Regions from separate parts of the Homo sapiens genome. Here regions 2 and 3 are each linked to region 1. Evidence: read pairs that join two places in POLR2A ChIA-PET (ENCODE). Cell type or tissue: GM12878. All regions are shown on one strand.

Region 1 (4,000 bases):
GGCACAGTGTTAACCTCTCGTGGGTGGTGGGGTTCAAGGAAAAGGCCTTTTCCTTCCATGTGCTTTTTCCAGAGTGTTTTAGTGGATTTGCAGGCTTTAGTGAGTGATTCTTTGTTTAGTAGGAAGTTGAGAAAGATATGAAGGACTTTTCTAGTCCATGGAAATAATCTAGGAATCCCCCAAAACACAGCTTATTAGCTGGGCATGGTGGCTCACACCTATAATCCCAGCACTTTGGGAAGATGAGGCAGCAGGATTGCTTGAGCCCGGGAGTTTGAGACCAGCCTGGGCAACACAGGGAGACCCTATCTCTACAAAAAGTAAAAAATTAGCTGGGTGTGGTGGTGCACACCTGTGGTGTCCCAACTATTTGAGAGGCTGAGGTGGGAGGGTCCCTTGAGCCCTGGAGTTTGAGGCCACAGTGAGCTGTGATCACTCCAGCCTGAGTGACAGAGAGAGACCATGTCTCAAAACAAACAGACAAACAAACAAACCCCGCAAAACCCCACACGGCTTATTTCTGCACTTTAAACATATTTAATGATCCTTCATTCTGGTGAACCTTGTGCAGAAAGGTGGGCCAAGAGTTTTGTAGTTGCTTCCTTATGAGATCAGTATCCTCCTCATGGTACAATACGAGCTAGGCATGAGTTTTGAGTCTTGAGCTTGTTTATCAGGATGAAAGGATCCCTGTAAAGTGTGTGAATATATATACATATTTATATATATTATATATAAACTTCTCAATAAGAAAACAGGCCAAAAGAAAAAAATATGTATATGTGTGTGTATTTTTGCTCCTTTGGACTGATTAAGCTTTCTTACTGAGAAGCTGGTTAAGAGGCAAAAGTTTCCCTAATAAGTATTCTGTGAGCGGAGGGCTAATGGTGCCAGCAACGTTAAAGCAGAATTTAGAAGCTTGTGATGTTTTCTATTTAAGTATAAAAAAAGAAAGGAAAACACATTCTCTATGATGGAGCTGTCCTCTCAGTAATAATAGAAAATCAACAAGGCAATTATCACAAGTGGTAAGGCATTGGAGTAGGAGATATATTTGTATGTTGGGGCAACTCTTTCTTTTGCTACTGTTGAGTCAACACTGCTGTAGATAAAGGTTAAGTTATCTGGACAGTGGGAGCTGTAGGTGGCCAAACCAGATAATTTACCCAGAAAAAGCCACCCTAATTGATACCAGCTTAGTCATCTCTCTCCTCTATGGACTGAACCTGCAAGGGTATGCTTATGCTTAGCTTAAATGTTGGCAACAGACCCCAGCCCTCCCTCACACTGACAGGGAATGATAATTTCACATACTTTTTTGAATATTCATAAAGTTTTAATTGGCATTGAATCTGGCCTTGTCATAAGCTTAACTTTGCCCGAGTTTTTCAGAGCTCTTGGGAAAGTATAAAGAGGTGGGGACGCACTTAGTCCCTTCCTTTCATCTCCTCTTCTGTATGTGGTCTTTGTTTTCATTGTCTCACTCATCCTGTTGTGTTATTCTTAATCTGCCTTTTACCCTAAACTGGGTGGCATGGGCGAGGCAGTTGTGGGTACTTATACTCTAATTATTCTTGCAGAAGCCACACTATTGGCTATCAGATCAGGAGACTCCAGTGTTGCACAGAACCAGTCATTCTGTGCATTGCAGAATATCCCATATCCCAGGCCCCTTCCCACTAAATGCCAGGGTGACCCCCTTCTAATAATAGCAGACAATAATTGGTTTCACGTATTTCCAAATCCCCTTACTGGGCCACCCAAGGAAATGATGCCTTTTCTAGGCAGGCAGATGAAATGTGCCTTTTGCTAACATTTAGAAAGAGAACCTTGTTCGAATGATGAGAGAATCTTCAGATGGCATGAGATTTTTGCCTTAACATGGCCTTTAAGTGACCTCCTAGTACTGTCAAATGTTCACACACTTGACATTTGAAGCAGAATGTGTGAGGAATCTGAATCAAGGCTTCGGTATATTTTTACCCTGTGTTCAACGGACATCGTGAGCTGTCTCAGGCTCAGAACACAACTGCTGGCTACTTTAGAATACAACCTGGGAATGCCCCAGCTTTCTGCTGGGGTCGTGGGAAAAAAGCACCCAGTATGATACCATCATTCTCAAATGTCTTTCAAGAGGAAGTCAGTAGTGGTAATCATAGGAGTTAATAGTAAGATGAAATAGTCTCTTCCTGGTTTCGCCGAAAGCAGAGTGGTCTGGCTTGGGCATCACTGGGCTTGATGCAGTCTCACATGTGGTAGCTCACATTCATGCAGAAAAAGACACATTTTCAGATGTTTTGAGTATGACTTCAGCCCGTACATTGGGTGGACCAAATGTATATTGTTGCTGAAGATATAGATACTTATCTAGAATAAAAATCCAAAACCTCCCCCCCCCCACATTATCCAATAAAAATCATCTGCATGTGTGAAAAGAAAACTAAGACTAGACTAAAAAGTTGTGACTCTTAAGAATATTTAAAGATATTTATTTTACATGAAAATTGTTTAAAAATCAAATGCACTCAAACTGCATTAAAAAGTATCTATCTAGAGGCAGAGTAGTACCATTTGGGAACGTGTTCCAATTCTAAAGAGGCAAATTTTACTGTAGTAGGGCACAAAGGGAGAAGAGAAAACTATACTGCTGACCTTTTTCTTAGATTTTCCAAAAGGCAAGCTGCTTTCCACCAGTATGAAGAATAGATCCAGTTTTGCACTGAATTTCGTTGCTATCATAGTCTTTTCTCTCAGGAGTTCATGGGGGCAGTTATTTTAAATGACAATGAAATACTTTCTTTTCTGGAAAAATAGAGATGACAGGGTCGACCTAAACCTTGGCTATGTTTTGTTCTAATTTTTCTTTTTTGTTTTCTTTCCTTTTTGTGCACAGTGAGAGCAGGTAAAAAGGAAGAGAGTTTGCCACCAGTCAGCATGTTTTCTGAGGTTATATGTTTAGTCCCATTAGAAACAAGCTAAATTATTTGGTTACATTCAATATTTCCTTCAAAACCTAAGAATCTCTACACTTGTATTTTGTTAACCACACACATGTCAAATAAACTTTTGTTTTAGAGATGTGATGTCTTCTGCAAGAAAGTATATTGTACTGCATGGTAACAAGGGGACAAGGACCTAAATGCGGTTCATACGCATTCAGCGACTTACTCAACATTGCACCTCTCATGCTTCACACAAGTGCTTATTACCAAGTATGTTCTGAACTATTGAACCCATAGAGAGGAAAGCTATAAGACAGGATTATGTGAAACAAAAATCAGAATTAGCCAGTAACTTTGAACAAAGACCTCCTATCTAAAGAAACATATGGAAAATTTAAAAAAAAGAAAGAAAGAGGAATCTAACATATGAAAACCCAATCCCACTGGAATGTTTTCCTATACACAGCATAAACGCCACATAAATAAAACCACAAACCTCTGCAGAAGTACGTGAGAGGACGTGAGCCCCCAGCACTCTCTCCTGTTACGGCCCCCTCTGGGAAGTAAGACCCGGGTTAGTTTCCAGAGACAAAAGCTGTTTGGAAATCCTTCCTCCTGGGAGCAGTGGGCCTCATTGGAAGGGAACTTCTGACAGCCTCTAAGCATAATATAAAGTGTGACGCAATCCCAAAGGGGGCTGTGATTCAGGTTGTAGGATTCTGAGCTTTTGGGATACCAGGGGATGGCAAATATCTTTGAAGAACAGGGATATTCTTCTGGTTTGAACAGAATAGTAATATTTAACCGCAGTGTTATGTGTCAAGTTCAGGCCTTCTGGGGGAGACTACTGGCTCTAAACTGCCCAGGAACACACCCTCTTCACGCCAAGTTCTGGTGAAATGTTCACTTATAAGGTACAGCCCCACTCTTGGTCTTGTTCCCTGTGTAAATCTCTGGTTTGAAAACCTTGTAGCATTCAGGCGTTTCAAGCTTGAGGGCTGAAATGTCACTTTTAAAGCAGGGTTAAAAAGGTCACACAGCTGCAAATAATAATAGCC
Region 2 (4,000 bases), 93 kb after region 1:
AGAAGGGAGGAGTCTCTGCTTGGTAGAAGCTGTTTTGATCTTGGACTTTGGGTGGTAGGGGTAGGGTGGGGAGCAAGTCATTCTGTGTCATCATTTCTTCAGACAAGATTTATGAACTTTAAGATGACTGTGGGAAAACCCATGGTTGTTATGGAGACCAGAGTATAGTGCGCAGAACAAACATGGTGGAGGGAAGTTCTACCAGCTCAGCCTTGTCTCCAACAGAGTGTGCCCTTCCCTTCCTGGGAGCTGCCACACTCATCACCTCATCTTCTGTGTACAGCAATCCCTCCCTGTCCGTGAGAGATAAATTCCAAGCTGCCCAATGGATACCTGAAAGTGCAGATAGTACCAAACCCTGTGTGTGATATGTGTTTTCCATCTGATAACTGAGATAGCTATTAAGTGACTACTGGGTGGGGCGTGTCCACAATGTGGACACGGTGGACAGGAGGGATGATTCACATCCTGGGGGGCATAGCTTGGGACAGCATGAAGTTTCATCATGCTACTCAGAATGGTGAGCAGTTTAAAACTTGTGAATTGTTTATTTCTGGAATTTTCCTTTTAATATTTTTGGACCACGATTAACTGAAACTGTAGAAAGCAAAACCACGGATAAGGGGGACCACCATATTTCCACAGTCGTCCCGCCCTCTGCTTATTCTTCCCTGCTTCTCCTTCTTGTAACTGCCTCCTTACTAGCCCTCTCCTTCCTGTTACTGCCTCCTTATTAGCCCTCTCCTTCCTCTACATTGGTCCATGCTGATTTCTGGAGTAGACAAAGCAAAGAAAGCAGGCCCCTCTCTCTCATTTATGCAAATGGTCAATACTGAGGCATTGAGGAAAAATTGGTAGAAAGATCCTGTCATTGAACACCAGATACTCCATGTCATGTGATGGAAAGAGCTTTCCCTTCTGGGTATCCTGTGTTAGCTCTAGCCCCTCGCAATGTGCCAAGTGTGGTCTGAGGATCCGCAGCGTGGGCATTTCCAGGGAGCTTCTCAGAAACGCAGAATCTCTGGCCCAGCTTCCTTATCCCCAGAATGAGGATGGTGTCTGCTCTTTCCAGCCTCATGAGAGTAAAGATGAAATAAAAGATTTAAGAGCACATGGGTTCTTAGGAAGAAAAGGTAATAACTTTAAGCCAAAGAGCTGTGATACAGTTCTGTTGCTGGTCGCTGAGAACTGGCTGCTCTATGCTTCCAGAATTCTGTTTAAAATGAGAAGGGGCGCTTGCTGTGTTTGGTATGTGCATCAACATTCTGTTTGAATTTTCAGTCAAATATTGGAAGTGATAATTAAAAACTTAGAAACTGCTCCACAATTTGTCAGTAGGTCTTTTCCCTCTTGTTTTTCGGTGTTATAAGAATTCCAGACCTGCAGGGAACACTGGCTTATTCCTCCCTAGGATATTCCAGAAGGGGCACCTTGTCTCACATTTTCAACTTACCAGGAATGGCTGTGATACGTTAAGACCCACCTTAAGAAATGAGAGTAATGGGTAATGGGTAATGACCATTTTGTGAGTTTGCTGTGGGTGCGTTTGGTTTTCTATTCAAGAAACAGAACATTAACCTGGCCCTTCGAATGCTCGGCTTTGTTGAAAGGAGTCAATGCTAGGTTGGTAAGTGTCTCTGCTAAAGATTTCTTTTCTTCTCAAATGACCATGAGAGCAAATGTTGCTGCTATCTAAATCAAGAACCCATAGAGTGCTAAGAGGGTGGAGTAGATTCATTAAAGACAGCATCTAAATCTCCAGGGACTTCTCTCAAGTGGCTTGGCTTTCAGCAGACAATTCACAGTTATGCCAGCTAATTATAATTATTTTATTTTTCTTTCAAGGGGAAAAAACATAAAATGTGCTAGAGTTTACTAGCAGTTTTACAGCATTCCTTCCCCCCTGGAGTTCTCCTGCCTCCCTCTCCCTGCCACCCCCCACCAACTACCCTTTTGGAGGCCCTTAGTATTCAGCCATTGTTAGCACAAAGCTGGTCTTTATGAAACAGTCTTTTGAGGGCTAGCAATAAAGTTTAAGATGAGTGCTGACTCTGTTGATAATTTACCCAGCTGGCCCAGGACTGTACATTTGGGTGACATTTGTAGGCTGTGTCACCATGCCTGGATGGAGGCGGGTGTTTCTGTGGTATGGACGCCTTTTGGACACACTCCATCTTCCCATTTATTCTCCAGCCTGGGGTGTTGTGTGTCGCTCCTGGTGTGTTCTAGGAGATAATTGTCACTTTTAGGACTCTGTCTCATTGCCAAGCCCGAGGGAGGCTATTTCTTTTATTCAGATTCCTCCCTGGTGTGTTTGCCATGTTGATTCAAACCCACACATCTTGTCGTTTCCATTTTTCTCCATCCAAAACCTTGCCCGGATGATCCTGGAGACTCAGCAAGAAATAACCCAACCCATCTCACCAGTGGATTCAGTATGAAACTCTAGGTGGTAACATTTGGGGACGGTTGACTCTTTTATTTCTCTCAGGAAAGAGGAAATGAGTACTTATTTGAAAACACGAGTTCCCTCTGGAGACTGTGTCTTTAAATGAGCATTTGAAATTGCAGATAGCTTTTTTTTTACTTTATTTTTTTTGAGGCTGCACAGAACCATATTGTAGTAATATTCTGATTTTTATCACAACCTCAAATATTTAAGTGTCAAAATCTGGCCAAGCCACCTGCAAATGTTTGCCATGGCTACTGGCCAAGAAAAACAGCAAACAGCAATGAAAGTCTTCATTCAGGCTCAGTGCTTAAGCTGCATCCAGCCAGAAAGGCTGGGACCCACCTGTGCCCACGCATAGTGCTCTTGTGCTGCGGCCAGCGGGTGTGTTCATGGCTGAGACTTTGTGGGAGAAGGGGCCACCTGGCTCCTGCTCCCCCCTCTTCCCTTCCCTTCTATCAGTGCTTGGCTGCTGCAGGCAACCCCAAGTTTTCGCTCTTCTCTGTCTCCCTCTTTTCACAGTACAAAATTTAAGCTTGGAGGCTTGAATGTATTGAGAGAGCTATCAACATAAAGGACTTGAAAATGGGAGTAGTGCCAGTTATCAGGGAGGACTTTGGGGACAAAGGGTAGGCATCCTCATAAGCATTTGATTTTCATGCTTTTTGAACAGGCACTGAGCCAAACCAGACCAAAATGAGTGCAAATGCAAAAATCCAAAGAAGTAATGTTAAAAGGAAGTAGACAAACAACACGTGCAACTTCCATTCCATACCACAGCAATCCATACCATGCCCTGCGCTCAATTCTGTGAAAGTAGTGCCATTACCTCAATAGAAACCAGAGGTAAATATAAATATCTCAAATTGCTCTTGTGTGGTTGGGCAGACTAGAAAAACACACAGCTATGGAGAGTGTGGGAGGCATCCCCAAACTAGTGACTACTTGTGCTTAGTCAAACTGGCAGACGCTCTGCCGGGAAGAGTGTCTTTGGCTGATTGATGGTAGCGTTTTCAGAGATAAGTTTCCCAGATGGAAAAAAAGAGTGAGCCATGGGCTGTGGGGAAGACAAGTGAGACAGAAAACAAGCATGTATTAAATAGAGATAAAATCGATCCAGCCTTGAACCAAATATGTGGCAGAATCCAAACAGTATCTCTCCTCCAGTCATTTTTATTAGCTATCATGTAACAGGCTCATTAATTCAGGATCAAGTCAGCAAAGCCTGGGAAAATGGCAGAAGGGTAGGTAGCACTACTGGAAGTTAACACACTCTCTCTGTCTCTTTGTTTCTTATCATCTAAGACATTTTTGTAGGAGTCAATAATCCGTTGAGTAGATGGCTATAATCTTAATAGATCCCAGCTTTCTTAACTAAGTTGATTCTTCTTTATGGATAAGTGATAGTATATAATTTACACTCAGTAATTCTTCAGGAGAGCAATGAAGATAATATGGAATTTGGAGTTCTACAAGAATGGATATCAGTACAGAGCTCTGACGGGTTATGGGAGACGCTTCCAAAATATTCTACATATTTTTTTCTTACCT
Region 3 (4,000 bases), 61 kb after region 1:
GTGGCTGGGATTACAGACACTCCCCACCACGCCCAGCTAATTTTTATGTTTTTAGTAGAGACAGAGTTTCGCCATGTTGGCCAGGCTGGTCTCGAACTCCTGACCTCAAGTGATCTGCCCGCTTCGGCCTCCCAAAGTGCTGGGATTACAGACGTGAGCCACCGTGCCTGGCCTCTTACTCCATTTCAACTAGACACATGGACTCTGTCTTGTGATGAAACCTTTATTCGCTTAAAGTCTTTATCTTTTGGTGGCATATGTAGCTATGTCCCCTATTTTATTCCTGATATAATATATGACTCTTCTCTTTTTTTCTTTCACGACGTTGCTAGGGGTTGATCAATTTTATTAGTGTTTTTAAAGAATCAAGCTTTGGCTTTGTCAGTTTTCTTTATTGTATATTTGTGTCTTAATTCATTGATTTCTACTTTTATTTTTTATAATTTCTACTTTCTCTGGGTGTAATTTGCCCTTCTTTTTGTAACTTCTTAAGATGGATACTTCGATCATTGATTTTCAGCCACTTTTCCTTTCTAATATGTGCATTTAAAGCTGTGCATTTCCTTCTAAGCACAACTTTAGCTGTATCCCACAAATTTGATATATTATGTTTTTATTATCATTCAGTTAAAATAGTGTCTGTTTTCACTGTGATTTCATCTTTAACCAATGAGTTATATAGAAGCATCTTGTTTCAAGTCCAAACATTTAGGTATTTTCTAGATATCTTTCTATTATTGATTCTAGCTTAATTCCATTGTGATCAGGAGAATGTATTTAGTATGATTTTAATTCTCTGCTGTTTGCTGAGACATACATTATGGCTTGAAACTAATAACCTGCTATGGTATTTTACTTTAATAGTTCGACATCTTTCTATACATCTACTGGAAAGTTATTGCATACATCACTGGAAAGTTGCTTAATCTCTACATGTCTCAGTTTTCTTTTGTGTACACTGGAGATAATAACAGTGTCTTCCTCAAAGAGGTCCTGTGACCATTCAATTTGGTAATTCTTTAAAGGTTTTCAGAATGGTACCTGGCACATAGTAAATACTCAGGAACTGTTAGCTGTTATTACTTAGTTGATTAAAATTATGACTGATTATCCTGCTGGATCAAATATAAACATCCACTGCCTGTCACCAGCCCACCTTGGCTGTCTGCTCTTACTTGCTGCTAAACTTTAAGGCCTATGTCTTAAATATCACTTAAGTATCACAGAATTTCCAAGACACTGTAAGTATTATTTTCTGTGTTTTACAAATAAGGGAATTTAGGCACAAAATCGGTAAAAGACTTGAATGAAAGCCTGTTTCTCAAGATATTAGCAACAGCCTGTTATCTGGTTCACATCTATATTCCTTGCTCATATTTTATTCTATACAAATAAAAGAAGTAATAGTTTTGCAATTAAGTGTTTTTGTGGTTGACATCATTTTCAGGTGTTGCCTTTGGACTCCTACAGCCTTCAGGCCATGGGAAGGTCTGCTCCCTAATCAGTAGGTTAGCCTAACCTCAGTCACTAAGTTTCAGTCTGAGTAAAGGCACAGTCCCTGAGGGCTGAACATATGTCAAGGTTCCCAGCCCTTAACATCCTCCAAAGACAAAACCTGCCTTCGTCACCTTGTGGGAACTCAACAAATGGTGGTTGATGAACCATCATGGTATCAGTTTTGAAAATAAGCACAGACATTTTTGGTAACCAGCCCACCATCGCCTAAGTTGTAAAGCAAGTGAAATCAACATTCTTTCTCATTCATTGGGCATAAATTGTTATGGCTGTTTCCAAGGATGCATGGTACACGTGTAATGTGGGGTCTTTCAGGGAAATTTGACATCAAGCCTAGAGTCTTGAGAGACTAGTTTATATTTTTAAGGAACGTTGAAGACTTTAGCATATTTTATAAAGGGCATTTCCAAAACCATACCAGTTTCTCAGCTTATTTTATAATATCGACCACCTGGTCTTTTGCTCAATGTGATTTCAAAGGGCCTAGTATAATTTTTCTGAGTATCCTAAATCTCCTTGGGTGCCCTGTAAATCCACAATTTGAAATTTATTCTTTTAACATGTCATCTTGATACTTTGTTTATTGGTTCTAATATACAATCCCTTGGGAAAAATAATATTAAGTCCCATTAATTGTTAATAGTGTGGGTGAATGAGTTTATTAGATTGGCTCCTAAGAACAAGTTTTGAGTTAGATTGAGGAGGGCAGGGTGGAAGGAGGAGATGATAGCTCTAATAGGCATCTATATTTGGAAGTGCTGGGTAAAAGAGCACAGTAGTCTGAGGCTGCACAAGGGATACGGGAGGAGGCTTCATGATTTCCCCTGGGCTGCCTCTGCCCACATCTTCTCACCACACATCCAAATGAATTCTTCTATACCATTCCATTAGGTAATTATTGTAAGCCTTTAGAAGTAACACCATTACTCTCATGTCACAAAATTCTGTGATTATATTAAAAATTGCTCTTTTTCTGTTCTGGCATATTTGTTTTCCTCCCTGGTCTTAGATAGCTTTTAGGGTTGGATTAGGTGTTGATGGAAAAGAAGAGTTGAGATCAGGAAAGTAAGGTGTGATTGTAAGAAGGTCAGAAAGGAGCTCTTGCAGTAAAAGACACCTAGGGCGCTTTCATCCCTGTTACCTCCTTCTGCCATGATACCCATGAGCATGTGGGAGAGCTTCTTTTCATGGACCCACATGGAGTCCACCTGCTGAATTAATTGATGCTCTTCATTCTCTCTTGAAAACATACCCACTGATACCCACGCCACCTTGAATGCTTGCAACCACCAGTCCTGTCCTGTGCTTACCAACATCAGACGTATTTCCAAACTGTCAATACTAGTTGTGTCTATTGCTGTAACTCAATAACTTAATTAAATAATGCGTAAATGAATAAAATATGAGCATGAAAAGAAAGACCTAATTTGATTGCTTGCAAAAACATGATACAGGAGAAACTCTTAGAAATGCTATTAAATTAAGTACGGATGAGAAGTATAAAAGCTTGTGAAAGTATTTAGGGAAATACACACAGGTTCTGCACTCTCACTGGTCTTTACGTTCTTGCTCTACTGTTAAAAATCTAAAACTAGAAGTCATCGACCATATATTAGGAGTGTGGCTTATGGAAGAAAGAATGCGCAGAACCCAGTCAGCAGACCCCACTCAGAGAAAAAACCTTTATCCTGGCCAGGTGCGGTGGCTCACACCTGTAATCCCAGCACTTTGGGAGACCGAGACAGGTGGATCACTTGAGGTTAGGAGTTCCAGACCAGCCTGGCCAACATGGCAAACCTTGTCTCTACTAAAAATACAAAAATTAGCTGGGCGTGGTGGCCGATACCTGTAATCCCAGCTACTTGGGAGGCTGAGGGAGGAGAATCACTTGAACCCGGGAGGCAGAGGTTGCAGTGAGCCAAGATCACACCATGCACTCCAGCAACAGAGTAAAACCCCATCACAAAAAACAAACAAACAAACAACAACAACAAAAAACAAAACCTTAGTCCTGTATCAAAAGATTGGCAGTCAGGTGCTTTTACACATTTCAAGTTAAAAAGATGTTGAAAATATACACCTGTCATGTTTATGGTGTTTCCCCTTTATTCAACTTTTTACTTAACCAGTTAACAACTTTGTCTCAATGGCTTCTACTGTGGTTGAAAAGGTCATTGTTGTTGTTCTTTATGCTCAATTCAAAGGTTAGGGCTATCCTGACCATTCTCTCTTGTTTCTATGGAGAATCTTATTGTGGATCCATGATTCTTAAATTCCTTAGTGTGTGACTTAAAGCTATTTATAGTTTTGGCTTATGTTATCAAATATGCTTGTTTGCCACTAAGCAAAGAAAATAAAAATGCAGCTGATGTCATCACAGTAGCCAACGTTTGACAAGGGCTTACTTTGTACCTGGACTCTGTACTAAGCATTAACTGATATTATTTTGTTTAATCTTCACAACTACCGAAGAGTAAGTTTCATT

Evidence for each region. ChIA-PET counts read pairs that join two places held together with the same protein. Peaks named below come from ENCODE experiments on the same cell type or tissue, not always from the same donor. Only the 100,000 strongest peaks of a DNase experiment are listed, where the experiment ranks them.
Region 2: POLR2A ChIA-PET joins it to region 1 with 81 read pairs; 3 of 35 experiments call an interaction of 5 or more read pairs at or near these places.
Region 3: POLR2A ChIA-PET joins it to region 1 with 18 read pairs; 2 of 35 experiments call an interaction of 5 or more read pairs at or near these places.

Annotation. Positions count from the first base shown.
Region 1 is chr7:28,477,637-28,481,636 of GRCh38, forward strand. All of the region lies in intron 1 of CREB5 (cAMP responsive element binding protein 5), which reads left to right. Among named protein-coding and RNA genes, the nearest start is that of CREB5, 67 kb to the left of the region's middle. In GM12878, no CTCF peak of the experiment used is centred here; DNase peaks (open chromatin) are centred at 1,176, 2,115 and 3,985; H3K27ac peaks cover 2,787 bases.
Region 2 is chr7:28,570,684-28,574,683 of GRCh38, forward strand. The region is part of intron 5 of CREB5 (cAMP responsive element binding protein 5); the gene reads left to right. Among named protein-coding and RNA genes, the nearest start is that of CREB5, 160 kb to the left of the region's middle. RefSeq lists silencers at 2,508-2,802, 3,377-3,426. In GM12878, no CTCF peak of the experiment used is centred here; no DNase peak of the experiment used is centred here; H3K4me3 peaks cover 932 bases; H3K27ac peaks cover 2,374 bases.
Region 3 is chr7:28,538,181-28,542,180 of GRCh38, forward strand. The region is part of intron 4 of CREB5 (cAMP responsive element binding protein 5); the gene reads left to right. Among named protein-coding and RNA genes, the nearest start is that of CREB5, 130 kb to the left of the region's middle. In GM12878, no CTCF peak of the experiment used is centred here; a DNase peak (open chromatin) is centred at 1,571; H3K27ac peaks cover 1,103 bases.